Regions from separate parts of the Mus musculus genome. Here region 2 is linked to region 1. Evidence: chromatin loops called from intact Hi-C (ENCODE). Cell type or tissue: left cerebral cortex. All regions are shown on one strand. Each heading gives the region's core, and the rest is flanking DNA. Links, peaks and the distances in the headings are about the cores only. Region 1 holds the start of Abcf3 (ATP-binding cassette, sub-family F (GCN20), member 3). Region 2 holds the start of Eif2b5 (eukaryotic translation initiation factor 2B, subunit 5 epsilon).

Evidence for each region. Peaks named below come from ENCODE experiments on the same cell type or tissue, not always from the same donor. Only the 100,000 strongest peaks of a DNase experiment are listed, where the experiment ranks them.
Region 2: a loop joins it to region 1, with 5 times the contacts of the local background. A loop is called at or near these places in 14 of 42 quality-filtered maps.

Annotation. Positions count from the first base shown.
Region 1 is chr16:20,543,534-20,551,858 of GRCm38, reverse strand. Ap2m1 (adaptor-related protein complex 2, mu 1 subunit) reads right to left here. Exons shown (of 12, transcript NM_009679.3): 12 at 6,950-8,325. It overlaps Abcf3 (ATP-binding cassette, sub-family F (GCN20), member 3), which reads right to left and starts at 3,256. Exons shown (of 21, transcript NM_013852.2): 1 at 3,114-3,256; 2 at 2,746-2,893; 3 at 2,545-2,624; 4 at 2,069-2,115; 5 at 1,758-1,855; 6 at 1,535-1,657; 7 at 1,172-1,438; 8 at 305-385; 9 at 156-215; 10 at 1-53. The coding sequence starts at 3,186. It also overlaps the pseudogene Gm15760. In left cerebral cortex, for the core only: no CTCF peak of the experiment used is centred there; a DNase peak (open chromatin) is centred at 3,328; H3K4me3 peaks cover 1,988 bases; H3K27ac peaks cover 1,142 bases.
Region 2 is chr16:20,493,434-20,501,758 of GRCm38, reverse strand. It overlaps Eif2b5 (eukaryotic translation initiation factor 2B, subunit 5 epsilon), which reads right to left and starts at 2,942. Exons shown (of 16, transcript NM_172265.2): 1 at 2,663-2,942; 2 at 1,450-1,574; 3 at 210-395; 4 at 1-129. The coding sequence starts at 2,845. In left cerebral cortex, for the core only: a CTCF peak has its summit at 4,965 (motif pointing left); DNase peaks (open chromatin) are centred at 2,943, 3,639, 4,391, 4,933 and 1 more place; H3K4me3 peaks cover 2,401 bases; H3K27ac peaks cover 1,569 bases.

The sequences.
Region 1 (8,325 bases), core at 16-8,015:
CAAAGAGAGCTCGGGCTAAGGCCAATCTCATCCTCCAGCCACCTGAGAACTCCCTGATGACAACAGACTCACATTAGCGCTTTGTGTTCATCATGGCAAGCAGGCAGGTGCAGCGCCAGCAGTGTGGAAAGGCAAGAACAGCAGGGTTCACTCACCTGGTAGGCTGCTGCTGCATTTTAGGAGTAAAACCAAGGCCCGCAAGAATGACTGATGCTCTGGGAAGGAGAATTGGAAGAATCCAGTTGGAACAGATCAAATGAGGGGGCAGCTAACTACGCAGGAGACCAAGTGGGGCTTTACCTACCTGGCAGGTGCCTTATCTGCCTCAATCTCCTCCAGCTTCCCATAGATTTCTGCCAGCTGTGCAGCTTCTGAACCTTCTGCCCTGGGAAGGAAAAGACCCAACCAGCTTATGTAAAGGCAGCGCAAGCGGGCGTCCTGCATTCTCTAGGTTGGAAAGCAGGGACAGTTAGAGTTTTATAGTTCTATAGGCCAAATTCCAAGTTCTGCGGCTCACGAGGGAGGCCACGTGAATTACGGAGACACTATCTAAGGGACAGTGTCTTAGTCAGGGTTTCTGTTGTGGTGGTGAGACACCCTGACCAAAAGCAGCTTGGGCAGGAGAGGATTCGTTGCATCCTATAACTCTCAGGTCACACTCCATCCCTGGGGAAAGTCAAGGCAGGAGCTGAAGCAGAGCCACAGAGGAACACCACTTACTGACTCGCTCAGCCTGCTCGCTTACTGAACCCGGGACCAGCAGCCTGGATGGCACTATGCCCACAATGAGCTGGGTCCTCCTACATCGACCACCAAATAAGAAAATGCAATACAAGCCGGGTGTGATGGCGCACGCCTTTAACCCCAGCACTCGGGAGGCAGAGGCAGGCGGACTTCTGAGTTCAAGGCCAGCCTGGTCTACAGAGTGAGTTCCAGGACAGCCAGGGCTATACAGAGAAACCCTGTCTCAAAAAAACCAAAAAAAAAAAAAAAAAAAAAAAAAAAAAAAAAAAAAAAAGAAAATGCAATACAGGCTTGCCACAGACCAATCTATGGAGGCACTGTCTCAATTAAAGTTTCTCTTCTCAAATAACTCTAGCTTGTGTCAAGTTCACACAAGCCAGCCAGGACAGAGAGCTGCTGCTTATACCCTCAAGCCTAAAGCCTTCACCTGCCAGCGGCAATCCTGAGGCTGAGCTCCCGTTCCTGCCGTAGCAGGTCCTCTCGTACGGTGTCACTTTCCAGCACACTCTGCAAGGCAGGAGTGTCATCTCCAGCAACTTCCTGCTCTACATGCAGTAGGGAAATATGGGCTGGGACACGCAAGCTCCGGGTAGCCAGCATCTTTAGCAATGTCGTCTTCCCCAGACCATTGCGTCCCACCAGGCCGTAGCGTCGGCCCCATGCCAAGTTTACATCTGCTCCAGCCAGCAGTACCCTGAAGGGGTGGTAAGAAAGAGAGATGAAGAATCATCTAGAAACACAGCTCCTTCTCCTTTAATTAGAAAGATCCTGCCACTGGCCATTCCCTCACCTGTCACCAAAAGAGACATCAAAGTTCTCAATTCGCACATCATAGGACTTGTTCTTGCCAGATGATTCCAATCGACTCTCTTTTCTGCTGCCTGCCTGGCTAGCTGACGCCTCCTCCAAGACTCTTTTTAAAAGAGAAACAGACAGCTTTTAGGGCTCCCGAAAGTCCTTCAATACCAGAATCTGCCCTGCTTCCTGCTTAGAGCCCTTCTTCCCAAACTCACAGAGGGTTGCTGGTCTTCAGTGTTTCCTTCTCTGAACGCTTCTCCTGCTTTGCCTTCAGTCGAGCTTCAGCCTTCTCTAGTTTCTTCGCATTTACTGTCTGAGTGAATTCCAAACACAACCAGTTCATACTAGGGTACAGGTTCAAAAAGGAACTCCAGAGATTACTGCAAACAAACCCTTAAACTTACCCATGACGCTACATAAGCAAACACGCAGGGAAAGACACACCAGAAATCTCGCCCAAAGATACACCCACTATTCAGTAGACGGTCAACTCTCACACCCACCACAGCCCCTTCCCACTTCTCACCGAGGACTGTTCCCTCTTTAGCAGTCCTGGAAGTTTGGTGTCACAGTCTGTAAGTGATAAGAAAAGCAGTCACCTTCTCCATGAGAGAAGGGAAATGAAGACTTTGAATGACTAACAAGAACCAAGGATAGTTTTAAAGATAGCATTATAACACTGAAATGGACAGTTATTAGCCTTGAAGTAAAGGGCAAAACGATCTCACACTTAAGAAGAGCCCAATGTACTCTTTTAAGACCACGCTGTTGGTTAAGGTACGAAACTGGCAAAACCAGCTTCAAGGTCTGTATGCCTCCTACTACAGACAATAGCTTGGAGAGCCCTCCAGGCCCCGTTCTCCATCACAAGCTTTTATGGTCACAAAAATACCGCTAGCTCCTACAAGCCTTGTTGTTGAGATGGAGAGACCTGAGCTGCAGCGAGGTGGTGGCTGGGGGTGGAGGCAGAAGGCAGCTAGTTCAATCTCCCCTCACTCTCACCATAGTTTTCCATTATCTTCGACAACTGGATGGGGGCGTCCAGTAGCACCTGGCTGTTTCCCTGGTTCTGCGGTTCAGCCCTATGTAGGTAGAGAGAAAGCACTCACTTGGGAGAAAAGATTTACAGCCTTCAGACCTTCCCCCTCGTTTGTTCTCCATTCTCCTCTCTTTGCCCATCAACTTCATTCCCTTGGCACCTACAGGCGTAGAGTGTTGTACATGCGCTGACAGACAGCCCTAATGCCAGCGTCATCCTTGCTGTCCCCGGACACTTCTTGCAATAGTTCCCCGACAGCTTCCACCAGGTCATCCACAGACTCGAAATCCGCGCTGCCACTGTGCAAGACACCTGAGCCGGGTACCGCAGAACAAGACAGACAACGGGTAGGGCGGATATAGGAGCAGTTTCAGTGTCTGTACAGCTCACTCGGGGCACCAGACCCCACTGGCCCTCAAGATAAGAGGTCACGCAGAGAGACCAGATAGCGGTCTGCTGCACTGTCCGCCCTCAGTCTTTCCCCACAACCTCCACTTCGGCCTCCCCAGGCAGTTAATTCAGTTTCGCTCACCGGTCACGTAGTCGAAGACCTGCCCGTCAATTTCAGGGAACTCGCTTCGCAGGATATCAGCGCAAGTCGCCATGTTCACTCGGGATCCAATCTGCGCAGTCGTGGTGAGACTTGGGCCTAGGACCGCCTCCCTGCCCTTCCTCCCCACCCCGAAATCGCACCCCTCATCCCAAGGAGCATGCGCAGGGTTGACGTAAGAAAGCAGAGTCTGCGTGAGTCCAGGGGGCGGGTCTAGTAGAACGGGACGCAAGCGCCGCGGAGTCCAGCAGGCGTGGCAGCTTCCGCGCCTGCGCGGTTCCAGTTTCCCGTCTACGTCTACCACCTGTGCGGGTTTTCGCTGCCTTCTGGAAAGTGGAGGTTGTATCGAGGGGCGTGGCAGGATCGCCCGAGGCTTATCGTAGTGGGGAGCACGGGAGGTGTTGCGAGGGGAGAAATGCCTAGACACGGGCTAACGTGGGAGGGGGTCGCTTTACAGCTTGGATACCTTCCCCGCAGGCGCATGCTGCTGCTCGCCCACCTTTGGCGTTTTGCTGACTCACGCCAACTCTCGGTCCAGAGTGGATCAGTTTCAATTAGTCCTGCTAGTTGAATCAGCTGGGTGAGGAGCACACTTCTGCTTGCCTCTTTGCTCTGTCCTCAGTTCCTTCACACTTCATAGGTGTTCAACTGGGTCATTGAGAATGAAGTTCTGCCACCCCAAGGCACATCACCCACTGCCAGAAAACCTGAACAAGCCCTTTTATAAGTTCATTGTTTATCCTGGGTCTACAGACAAAGCAGATCTCAAGTGTCTGTAAAAGATACACCTCACACACACACTCAATTTGCAAAATTAGACAACTTTATTCCAATGCGCTCAAATTACACCCGTTTATATTTCCGAGACAATCTCTCTAGAGAGCCTAAGCTAACTTAAGAACTGAACCTCCTGCCTGTCGCCAAAGTGCTGGAATTAAAGGCATGTGACAACACTCGACTGCCCATTCATCCAGCTTAAGCATTATTGCAATGGGGAGCTGCCAGTCTTGGTGTTAAAGTTTAAAAAAGCTATCAGCATGCCTGAGGTTATAGATTAGTTGGTAAAATGCTTGTCTACCCTGAGGCTTTGTGTTTGATCCCCGGTACCTCATAAAACTGGGTGCGGTGCATGCCAATAACTCCAACATTCAGGAGGCAGGGATAGAATGATCAAGAATTCAAGGTTGCTGGACTTAGATGGAACCAGCCTTTAATCCCGGCACTCAGGAGGCAGAAAAAGGCAGATCTCTGAGTTCAAGGCCACCCTGATCTACAGAATTCCAGGACAACTAGGGTTAAAGAGAAAAACCTAAGGAGAAAAAAAAAAAAAAATCAAGGTCACCCCACTGCTACAAAATGAGTTCCAGGCCATTCTGGGGCCATTTGAAACCTTGTTTCAATTCTCTGGTCTCAGTAAGCTACTGAGTACTCAATTCTCTGGTCTCAGTAAGCTACTGAGTACACCCATATGTGTATAATACATTTAGGAGACTAGGGCAGGCAATTTGGGAGTTCGAGGCCATTCTGGACTGTACTAACTTCCGCATAAACAAAACAGCAATTGAACCTCTAGATCTAATAACCAGTTTACAGTAAATTCAGGCCAGGGGCTGGAGAAAGGACTCTGAGAAGTGCTTGTTCTGTTCTCAGCATTAAGACCTGAGTTTGATCCCTTGTACCCAAGTAAAGTCAGATGTATCTGTAAGTCACTGTGGTCTATTTTCTGTATAAAATGTACTTAGGCGCTTCCAGTTTACTTTAGAGTTGAGACATTAGTAGCTATGCAACTGAGCCAATGTATCAGGAAATCAGAGAGGGTTCTCCAGCCCCAGGAGGATACAGGGTTTGGGGTGGAGACAATGGTAGAAAAACAACGGGAAAGACTGAAACTCTCTGGAATATCAGGGGAAAAAAGGGCAGGATTTTTTTTTTTTTTAAATATAGATCAGAGACTCTAAAAACATTGGTTGTGCCAAATCATAGGGCCAGCCAGGCCTTTCTGCCTGTTTCCCAGGCTGCTTTATGTTAGTTATTCTGTCTCCAGTCCTGAGACGTGAGGCACATCTTTACTCCCACACCCTAAACCCCAGTGCTGGTAGGCAAGGTAAGATCACCAGGACTTAGGAGCTGGTCCGCTGAGCAAAATCATTTTTCCAGGGCCAGTGAGATACTGTCTTGAAACTAGAGGCAGTTGAAGAATACACTCAACACGAACATCTGACCTCTATCTGTACACACACACACACACACACACACACACACACACACCATTGAAACCTAGAGGCTGGAGACAGATGGTTCAGCAGTTAAGAACACTTGCTGCTCTTTCAAGGGATTGGTGTGTGGTTCTCAGCATTCAAATGACTGCTCACAACTCTCTGCAACTCCACTTCCAGGGGAACCCGATGCCCCTGTGGCATTGGGGAGTTCTCTGCATACATGTGATGCAGGTAAATCCCTCAGGCATTAAATGAAGATAAAATTAACCAAACACGGTTCTTCTGGCAGGCCATACGGCAGGCATCAAGATGGCACACGCTGCTAAGGCTGTTTCCTACACTTTTACAAAGTTCTTTTGTAGTTCAGGTTCCCCTCCAGACTCTTGCTCTGAGGCCATCCTGAAGAAGATGCTCTGTCCTCACTTTCCGGTTCCCCTTATGAAAATGAACCTTGGAAATACCTGGATTCACAATACCAGAACAGCTATGGCTCTCGCCCTGCTTGGGCTGACTACTGCTGCAACCACAAACGCTTGCCGCCAGTGCTGCTGGGAATCCTTGCCCCATCTGCCGGCATCACAAGTTTCACGTTGACTTTAGGATGTGAAGCTCTTGAAGAGTTTGTGCCCACACTGGTATCATCTTCCATGCCTCATACACAGGGGGTCTGTATGAAGCGGCACAAGACGCTGACCCAGGCCATCCAGAAAGCCAGGGAGTGTGGTCTTCTCAGTTGCTACCTTCTCCAGGTTGAGACCCGAGATGCTGACTTTCCTACTATACATCGAACTGTCAGTGTGACTCCATCAGCCACCACCCCACCCCACCCCCACACTGCTGTCAGGTGAACCTTGGTACCCGTGGTACAGCTGGCAACAGCCACGGAGAGAGAACTGACTCTATCAAGGAAATCTCCTAGAAGAAAGTGCCCCCCCCCCCACCTGAGTCAATGCCTGAGATGCTCAAGACACCACCAGCAGAAGCCTCCACCGAGGAGACCGACCTGGGAAGTCAGACTAAGGGAGTGCAGTCTAGGGCTATGTGGTGTCATGTGTTCTGCAAAGGGTTGTTTTGTGACAGTGGCAGACCCTAAAGGGAATTGACTGGTATGAAGAGGCCAAGCACATTTGAAGTTGAAGAGGGACTAGATGTATATGGGTAACTTTGGAGAGGGCTTACATATGAACTGGAGACTCTTGTGTGTGTGCTAGATCGTGTATCCCTATTTTAAACTCTCTGGCTCAGCTTTTATACAATAACGCTGTGCCTCCTCAAAAGGAAAATAAAACACCAAACCAAGCCAGTCCCCCCTCACCACCCCCCAAAAAAAAGCACAATTAGGGGCTGGAGAAATAGCTCAGTGGTTACGAGCATGCACTTTTCTTACAGAGAACCAAGTCTAGTTCTTAGCACCTACATCAGGTAACTATGAGTTGCCTATAATCCCAGATGCAGGGGATCTGACATCATGGCTGGATCCCGATGCAATCACATTGAGTCCTTTGCGTTAACACATACTAGCGTTGGCCATGAATTGACTGATGTTGAAGCTGGTGACAGGACATGGGGATTAGCTATATTCTTTTTTTTTTTTTTTAAGATTTATTTGTTTTATGTATATGAGTACACCATAGCTGTCTTCAGACACTCCAGAAGAGGGCGTCAGATCACATTGCAGATGGTTGTGAGCCACCATGTGGGTGCTGGGAATTGAACTCAGGACCTCTGGAAGAGCAGTCAGTGCTCTTAACCACTGAGCCATCTCTCCAGCCTCGATTAGCTATATTCTTATGCTTTAAATTTACTCTAGTTTTTGTTTGTTTGTTTAAAAAAGCTGAAACCTCATAAGGTCCAACTGGTGAGGGCAACCCTATTCTTTATTTATTCTAACATACAAGATCTTTGGGACAATCAATCCCCTTAGGAACTCTGGAAGAATGGAGGTTTTTGCCAGGGTTTGATAAGATGCATGGGGAAAATATCTTTCCTGCAAGAACTAATACAAGATCTTGGAGAGATGGCTCAGCAGTTAAAGAGCACTGACTGTTCTTCCAGAGGTCCTGAGTTCATTTTCCAGCAGCCACATAGTGGCTCACAACCACCTCTAAAGGGATCTGATGCCCTCTTTTGGTGTGTCTGAAAACAGCTACAGTGTACTGATATAAATCCTTAAAAAAACAAAACAAAACAAAACTAATACAAATCTTGCCTCTTTGTACTAACTGGGAAACCTGCACACTTACAACACTGCACTTGAGAGATGGAGGCGGGAGGACCCTGAGTCCAGCCACCTCAGCTCACACAATGAAACCCATCTCAAAGCACATATCTGCAGTATCAGCACTTGAGAAGCAGAGGCACAGGGATCACCTAAAATTTACGGGCAGTCTGGTCTACATAGTGATTTCTAGGTCAGCCAGAGCTACAAGCAGCAAGACCCAAACAAAACAAAGTCTGGCATGGTGGTGTACACTTTAATCTCAGCACTCAGGAAGTAGATCTCCTGAGCCTACACACAGGTTCCAGGACAGCCAGAACTGCATGGAGTAATAATAGTCCCGTCAGACCCTCTGCGGGCCCCATTAACATTTAGCCAGCAACTCCACTCTATTGTTTATTGGGTTTGTAACTGGACAAAGTCACACGTGTACAAAACGAAGCTCATACTATCCCAAAGCAGAGTGGGGACTAAAGACTGGGGATCTGTTACTGGCCTTTGGGGAAGCTCTGAGGTGAGGGGTAGTCAACCTTCCCACTGCAGAGGTGTGGCCACAGGGGTAGAGAGAAGAGGAGAGCACCTGGCTTTGGTCACAAAACTCAGGGCCTGGCGCTAAGCCAGGACAGACAGACGGAAGAGAAGCCTCAAAAACCACCCTCCCAGGAAGCCAGGCACTACCTGACCAGTTCCACTGTGGTGTGGCTGGTTCAGACTTATACTCAGGGGCTATTGGAAAGGAAAGGCAGCAGAGCAGGAC
Region 2 (8,325 bases), core at 63-8,062, 50 kb after region 1:
ACCCTGTTGGTGGCGCTGTCCACAGCCATCACCACGTTGTCCTCATGGCAGCGTGTAGGGTGGCTGGGTGACGACTCTTTGAAGACCATTGTCATCACAGAGACATTTTTTTCTAGCTTCCTTCTTAACCTATTAAGAACCAGAGGCACAGTTAGTCTTAGGACTCTGCTGGTCCCTAAGTCTTGTCCTGCAGTCTTCCCCAGCCTGACCTGTGTTCCTCCAGGGCTCTGCAGATATTGATATTTGAGATGACATCTCCATATATCAAGAGAAAGTCAGAGCGCACCAAGGCCTTGGCATCGACGTCACGGAGGACGTCTCCTAGTGATCGGTATAGCTCTGATGTGATTATCCGAACAACGTTGGGGGACGTAGGATGGCACCACTTGGATTTCCTGTAGGAAAGTGATGAGAGGAACAGTAAATTAAACAGATGGTCACAGACCTGGCCTTCAACCTCCATCCAGCGTTTATACTCCTCTGTGGCTTTCCTGGGCTCCTGCCAGCGTCCCTGGTTTCAAAGAGTCCTATGAACCATAATGAATGGTTTCAGCGTCTAGTGTCATTAGTTTTATGTGTTTGAGAAATATGGCCATTTCCTTTCTATAACTTGACTCCTGTCTTCAAATATGAGTTTGAATTCAAGAGCTTATGAGATCTAGGGTATAAAAGTATTCTGGGAACATATATTTTTTTTTTCATGTCATCTTTCTTGTTCTGAGTCTCTATCAACTTTAAACACCGTAACATGGAAAACATGTTGGGTATATATTAGTCTTTATTTCCCAAACTCATAAATTCCCAGACTAACTCTTCCAAATTTTAACAAGCATCTCTTAAGAACTTACTGTGGGCTTGAAACTAAGGTGGGCGGAGGACACAGAGGGGAGGAGCTTGTTCCAAATACAGACAGTATTTGGAAATTTGGTGGAAAAATAAAGATGCCCTTCCAATAACATACACTCTGGAGCCATCAAACAAAAAGCAAAACTCACAGGAACAAACTTTGAAAGACTCAGAAATTATCAAAAGATGGCCTAGTTGGCTATCACTGGAAAGAGAGGCCCATTGGACTTGCAAACTTTATATGCCCCAGTACAGGGGAACGCCAGGGCCAAAAAGTGGGAGTGGGTGGGTAGGGAAGTGGGGGGCAGGGTATGGAGGACTTTTGGGATAGCATTGGAAATGTAATTGAGGAAAATACGTAATAAAAAATATATATTAAAAAAAGAAAGAAAGACTCAAAATCACAGGCAAGCCTTTAATTTTGGTCCCTGGGACCTCAAGGCAAAGGAAGCTGCAGCAGTTTACCTCGGGACACGTGACGAGAACACTAAACCTCACAGGAGCTCAGAACAGATTCAGTGTTCTCCTCCTCACATCAACTCTATCCTGGAAGAACTGAAAAAAGACGGAGAATCCTGGAAAGGAAAAATTATGAAGCCTTACTGTAAGTGTTCTTTGATCTGAGCAGCTTTCCAGCAGCAAAAGACAAATGTTTCCTGTACACCCGTGGCAGTCAGGAACTCCAGAGTATAGTCAATTAGCGCAACGTTGGCCAGGGGCAAGAGGACCTATAGGGCAGGAAAGAAAAAGTCTGAGATCTTCAAGTCAGGATTATACTTTGGTATACTTTGGTTTGCAGACACTATAATCGACTTTATCCTTTTATTCTAAAGCAAACAGGCTCTAAGGGTCAGTCTAAGGCTCTGGAATTTGAGCCTAGTAGGCATGGTATCAGACACAAACATGTTCTAGGAGCCCAGTGCTGGCATTAAGGACAAATGTTGGCCCTAAGTCATAGCTCTAGAACTCTAAGCACTAAGGTCTTCTTCATAGAATTTCCTTCTATTGTTCTATTGCCACTAAGAGTCACAGAAATCATTCAAACACTTGTCAAAAATGAACAGTCGTTAGCCTTAGGAATTCTTTTTTTTTTTTTTTTTTTTTTGTGGTTTTTTGAGACAGGGTTTCTCTGTATAGTCCTGGCTGTCCTGGACCTCACTTTGTAGACCAGGCTGGCCTCGAACTCAGAAATCCGCCTGCCTCTGCCTCCCGAGTGCTGGGATTAAAGGCGTGCGCCACCACGCCCGGCTATTAGGAATTCTTAAGTCAAAGGCAAATCCCTATTTGAATGAACTATGGATTGCTGAGCGACCCAGTAGTCTGCAAGCGCAATGCCTATTTCCTATGTCTAGGTAATTCCTAGACTGATGGCAACCCACTGGGGTCCCCTTTCAGCAGATGGGAGGAAAACAGCCTGCTGAGAGCTAGCCTTTTTTCCTTTAGGAATATATTACCATTGCCTTTATCTAAAGCAATTTCTTTAAATTGCCCATGTCCTGCAAGGTTAAAGACAGTGGAGGCCCCTCTTGTGCTACTAAATCCCCCGGGGAAGCCTTCTTTCAAGCATTGATTCTACACACAGCCCTCTCCATCCTTCCCAAGGCTGGGTGTATAGCCCTGCGAGAATCCATGTGTGCTAGTTACTCATCTGATCGGACAGCCTCCGAGGTTTCAGTCGGTCTCTCCACCTTTTCCTAACCAGATAAGCTCAACTTGAGGGTAACTTCCAGAGCACGCTTCACTAACCAGCTGCAGTGGCAACCTGCGGCCCCGCTACCCTCGAGGCCGGCAGACTGCTCGCGAGCCGGGTGCTCACCCGAGGCTGGTCCTTGGAGATGGGGAAGAAGCGGCGGTTGAAGCTATCGGCCACTAGAACTGCCTGGAGGGGCGGCGGCGGCTCCTCCTCCGCACCTTGGGTTCCCCCGCCGCCCGAGCCGCCGCCGCCGCGTTTGCTCGCTCGGCCGGCCGCAGCGCCAGGCACCGCCGCAGTGGCTGCCATCTTGCTTCGCAGCCAGCACGTCCGCCGGGAAGTCACACGGCACGCAGTAGGGGACAAAAAGGACTCACAGTCAAAACGCGAAGGTGTAGTTGCAGGGAGAGAAAGAGGAAGGAATGCGCATGTGTGTACCAGCAGACCCCACCCACCCCGTGCAAGACCAGGGCGTGGCTGACCGCAGTAGGTGCTACTGGGAGGTGTATGCACCCCAGAGGGGTGAGATCCCACCGTTGTCTACTTAGTCAGTGAGTGCTGTTGGATTGGACAAGCTAAGAAGGCAGCGAGCTGGATAGGCTTGTGATCGCTGGGCAGGAGCCTACAGCTCCTCTGCCCAGAGTAGGATAAAATTTGTAGTTCTCAGGGATTGGAGAGATCACTCAACAGTTAAGAGCACTTACTGCTCTTGCAGAGGATCCACGTTCTGCGCCTGGCGCTCACGTGGTAGCAAGCAACTATTCACAATTGCAATTCCAGGGTGTCCGACACACTTTCGACCGGGCACTGGATGCCTGTGGAAAACACTCATCCACATAAATCTAAATATAAAATGAAGCTCCCCACTTGCAGTCTAGTAATCTAAGGGGATCTGGCATCTTTGGGAGGGAAACCACGATCTGCACAAATACTGGACATGGAGGCAGGCTGTAGATTTTTACTGAACACACACCTATTATGGGTGCTCCCTCCCCCCTTGCCAGAAATACGACCTAGAGCGACAGGCATTTCTTAAACCCTCAAATCGGAACCAAGGGAGCACGCCCAACTAGTGAGTGGAAAAACTGCTGCTGGAGCTCATCTGACTCCCATGGTTCTGAAAGAGTAGTAAACTCAGTGCTCCAAGGTATGCTAATCATAAAACAGATAGCGACATTCCTCCACCCACCGGCTTCCTGGGTTCAAAGAGTGTTAATTCAAAGAAAGTCACCCTGACCCACTCTGACCATTGCTGGAACCTGCAATGCAAATGTGCTATCGTTAGGGGCTCTTAGAAACTGTCTTGAGAGTTAACAATTACCAGGTATTCCTTGTGACACCTGTGACTCTGTACTTCCTTGTGACTCTTAACTGGTATTTTTGGTATTTTCCAACAACGCCCTTCCCACCTCCTTGAGTTGTGGTTCCTTCCTTTAAATACCCCCTTATCCAGCTACTCGGGGCGCCACAGTCCTCTACCCCTGCGTGGTGTATGACCGTGGGCCCGAGAGCGCTCTTGAATAAAAATCCTCTTGCAATTTGCAGCAAGACCGTTTCTCGTTGGTGATTTTGGGGTGTCGCCTCTCCTGAGTCAGAACGTGGGGGAGTCCTCACGTTGTGGGTCTTTCAGTTCCACAAGCGTTATCCCAGATGAGGCTGGATCTAAGAGCAGGAGTAAACTGGGTAGGACTGGGGCGTAGTAGCAAGCTTTTCAGGCTAGACTGAAGTGGAGCAGCAGGTTTTGGTAAAAGAAGCCGTGGCCGCAGTTTATAAATCAAGCTTAAGGCGGAGGAAGCAATGGCACGCAGGCTGGGCGTAATTCTGTCAAGCCAAAAATTCCAGTAAGTAATCTGCCCAATCAGCAACAGAACCTCTGCTAATCCCACAGCCCGCAAGTTTCGGCAACTCCCTCTGTTGCTTCCACCCACCTCCCCGCAGATGTTCTCCGGTGGAGTGGTGAGCCTATGTTTCTAGTGTATCGCTACTCGTTAGCTTCCTTGTGGAACCCAGAAACCTGTCATTTCTTCCTTCGCCCAGTTAATGAGGGTGCTATGAGGACAACGTTTGCTTCTGAAAACGTTAGTACAGAGAGGGAAAAGCTTAGTAAAAAATTTCAATTAAATCGAAGTCGGACAGGTCACCTAAGAGCGTATGCTTCCAAAACCGATTGAGACAGGGGGAATCTCAAGTGAGAGCTGTAGCAATGCCTCGTGACAACTGATCAAACAAGTAGGCAAACACGACCAAAATAAAATTAAGTATAAATATACCTTCTGGGGGACTGTTTGCGCTACAGATCTACATGAAGAAGAAAAATGTGCACTTGTGGGAACTTCTCATGCACACAGACTCTTGCTCAAACACGGGATCCCGGAAATGCTGAATGTGGAGTTCAGTGGCTTGAGAAATTGGGTAACACTGCCCTCTACAGATCAGTGTGATGTAGTGAGCCTTCACCAATTCCCAGAGTCTATGTCATAGACTTTATGACAAATGAAGTCTTCTTTTCTTTTTGCCATAAGGTCTCACTACATGTCCCTGCCTGCCCTGGTACTGCTCACTGTATATACCAGGCTGGCCTCCAACTTGTAGAGACCCACCCGACTCTGCCTCTCGAGTGCTGGGACTAAAGACGTGGATCATCATGCCCAGCCTATGAAGTCATTTTTTTACGTGGAGGTTTTCTGGACTGTGGGGTAGGAAACATCTGTAATGTATATGGAGGTCAGAGGCCCTGTAGTAAAGGAGTCTTTTTTCCTATTCTGAGATTCAGACTCAAAGACAAGTTGAGTTTCTTGAAGAGATTAGAACACAAGGTTTCTGAGACAGCATTGCCCAGAGAAAGAAATGATGATCCTGTGAGCCAGCCCAAGGTCTCCAGCCCACAGCGGTCAGAAGTTACTGGTATAGTGTGAAGTTGTTCCTGGCTAGCTGATTACCCAACTGCCCCAAGGAAGGTGTGTTCTTCGAAGGAAAGGAAAGGATGTAGACTGCCCTTGCTTGTTCAGTACTGTCCCAGTTTTATCTTTGAACATCCTGAGTCCTGGACTGAGGAAATCCTGAGTCCTTGGTACACTGAAGTGTTTTGGTCTCCATATAGGTGGCCACTAGGCATCAGTAATTTGGTCTGGGAACTCCTTCCTACACACATAATTAGTAGAAATGACCAGCCCTTCCCAATGCCTGCACAATATGTAGGTCACAGGAAAGCAACACAGTGATGCTTACTGGGAAATGTTGGTGACAGAAAAAAAAAAAAAACCCTTAATATAGCCAGAGATTGTCCTAAGTAAAGCCACCGTGGAAGCCAGCAGGTAACAATGAGGCTACACTAACAACACAGATCTGAGAAGTAAAAGGTTCTTTAGGTCAAGAGGACAGAATCTCTATCCTGGATGGAGGCCTCACATTCCAGGTCAGGAACTTGGCAAGGAACCACCCCTAGGAAGTCTGGGCTCTCTTTAAGCCGCACTAAAGAGTAAAATAATTTCCCCTTGATGAGATGCTGTGTTTTTTCTTCCTCTGATTCTTTTTTTTTTTTTTTTTTTTTTTTTTTTTTTTTTTTGGTTTTTCAAGACAGGGTTTCTCTGTGTAGCCCTGGCTGTCTTGGAACTCACTCTGTAGACCAGGGAGGGTGGCCTCAAACTCAGAAATCCGCCTGCCTCTGCCTCCCGAGTGCTGGGATTAAAGGCGTGCGCCACCACGCTCAGCTTCTTCCCCCGATTCTTAGCTCCAGTTCAGTCCATACAAGTAAACAGCCATGAAGTTCATTGGGTCTGAGTTAGGACTCAGGAAGGTCCTTTTTACTTTCTTTTTCAGATACTGGTCAAAAACAACTAAGGATACTTTCTTTGGTACTCTGGGCTGCTGCTGTTTCTGCCTCCCTCACACCCACCCATTTGGCTGTCTGTTCACCATGGCTCTGACTTGCATGCAGGCTCTAATGTTTTTTCTCCTCACCCCCACCTCCCACCAGCAAGCAGCTAATGGGTTTACAGCCTGCCTGCCCTGGGGTTTTTCTTTTAAACTCTAATTAAATTGTCCTTGAGCTTCTGTTTGAGTCCATTCTTGCTGGTAAAAGTGCCAACAAGACCTAATGACCTGAAATTAGTCCCTGGACCAAGATGGAGGAAGGAGAGAACTGACTAATGATGCCTACAGCTGGGCAAAAGAGGGGTAGACAAGAGTTTTGGTGCAGGGCTTGGAGTCTGAAGCAGGACCATGAGGGAGAAGCAGAGGAAGGTGGAGAGAGAAGATACCATGGGACGGTTGATAGGTTATTTCTCTGCCAGTGAAATGAGCCAATTCAAGCCAGATTAGATTATATTAAAGGCAGGTTTATTGGGAAGCTGCTCTTGGGTGAGTTCACTGGCCCCTAGGATTGAGGCCTGGGGAATTGCCATGGGTGGGGGGGGGCGGGGGGGGGGAGAAGATAGAAAGGGTTTACTCGAAGAAAAAGAAAAGAAGAGAGAGCAGGAGACTAAACGTCTGAATTATATAGGAAAAAGTTTCTGGGGGAAGGGCAGTCCAGAGCCGGGGCTGGAAAGTTCAGGGTTGGGGGCAGGGCAGGCCAGGAGGGGACTGAGGGATGCTGGGAGGACCTAGAGGCCAGGTCTGCATGATATGTAAAATATGCACCTCAGGCCCTTGCCCCAGGGTTCAAAAACAAACATAGGTGAATCATGAAAACATGGCCATGAGGCCATCTTGGTTTATATAGTGAGTTCCAGGCCAGTCAGAGTTATGTAGGTTAGAGAAAGGAACTGAGGTAACCACCATTGTGTAGAAAACCTATTCCATGAAACTGTAGCAGAAAAGTGTAGAGAAATATCTAGGCATTCAAACACAAGAAACATTAGAACCCTGTTGTGGAACTGCTCCGTGACCTGTTGCCTCCATGACTAGCACCAAGCAGAGACCGCCCATCTTGAGGTTCTCTTGATGCAGATTCCGCTCACATTCCCAGCCATCCACCCCCTGTGGTCAGCGGTCCCAAATCCCAGTAACTCAGTAAAATCAAAACTCTAGAGGCTTGTAATTTATACATCAGATTTATATCAGTAAATTCTCACCCCACAAAGTGCCCACACAATGAACTATGAGCCAATTGATATTGATATAAACTGCCCACCTAGATGGGACAAATTGTCCTGTAATTATCCATCCCTTGTGAGATATTCATAGCTACCTGTGGCTATTTAAAGCCACACAGAATATGGATCGTCCTTCTCTTCCTCCATCTCCTTCCCTTCTCCTCCTCATCCTCTTAACTCTTAGCTCCGCCTCCTTTTCCCCTGTCCAATCATAGGCTTCTTGTTTTATTAATATTTAAATTAATTGGGGGAAAATTCTGCTACAGAACCCCAACCAGAGGACACAACACACCATACTCAAGTCAGGAACACAAAGCTAAGAAACAATACAAGGGGCTGGGCAGTGGTGGCGCCCTTTAATCCCAGCACTTGGGAGACAGAGGCAGGTGGATTTCTGAGTTCAAGGCCAGTCAGGGCTACAAAGAGAAACCCTGCCTCGAAAAACCAAAAAAAAAAAAAAAACTTACAAGGGAAGATGCCAACTCAAAAAAGCAGAAGTATTAGAGTAAAGTCATTTGTCAGAACCCTCAAAGCCAGGACAGCATGGAATACTTTATTTCTAGCCCCCAAAGCAGCTAAATGCCAACCAAGAGTGGTATATCAAAGCTACCTTCCAAATTTTACAGAGAGATAAGGATATTTCAAGACAAGTACAGACTAAGGCCCATTGGTCAGCTTTATAGAAGATATTTAAAG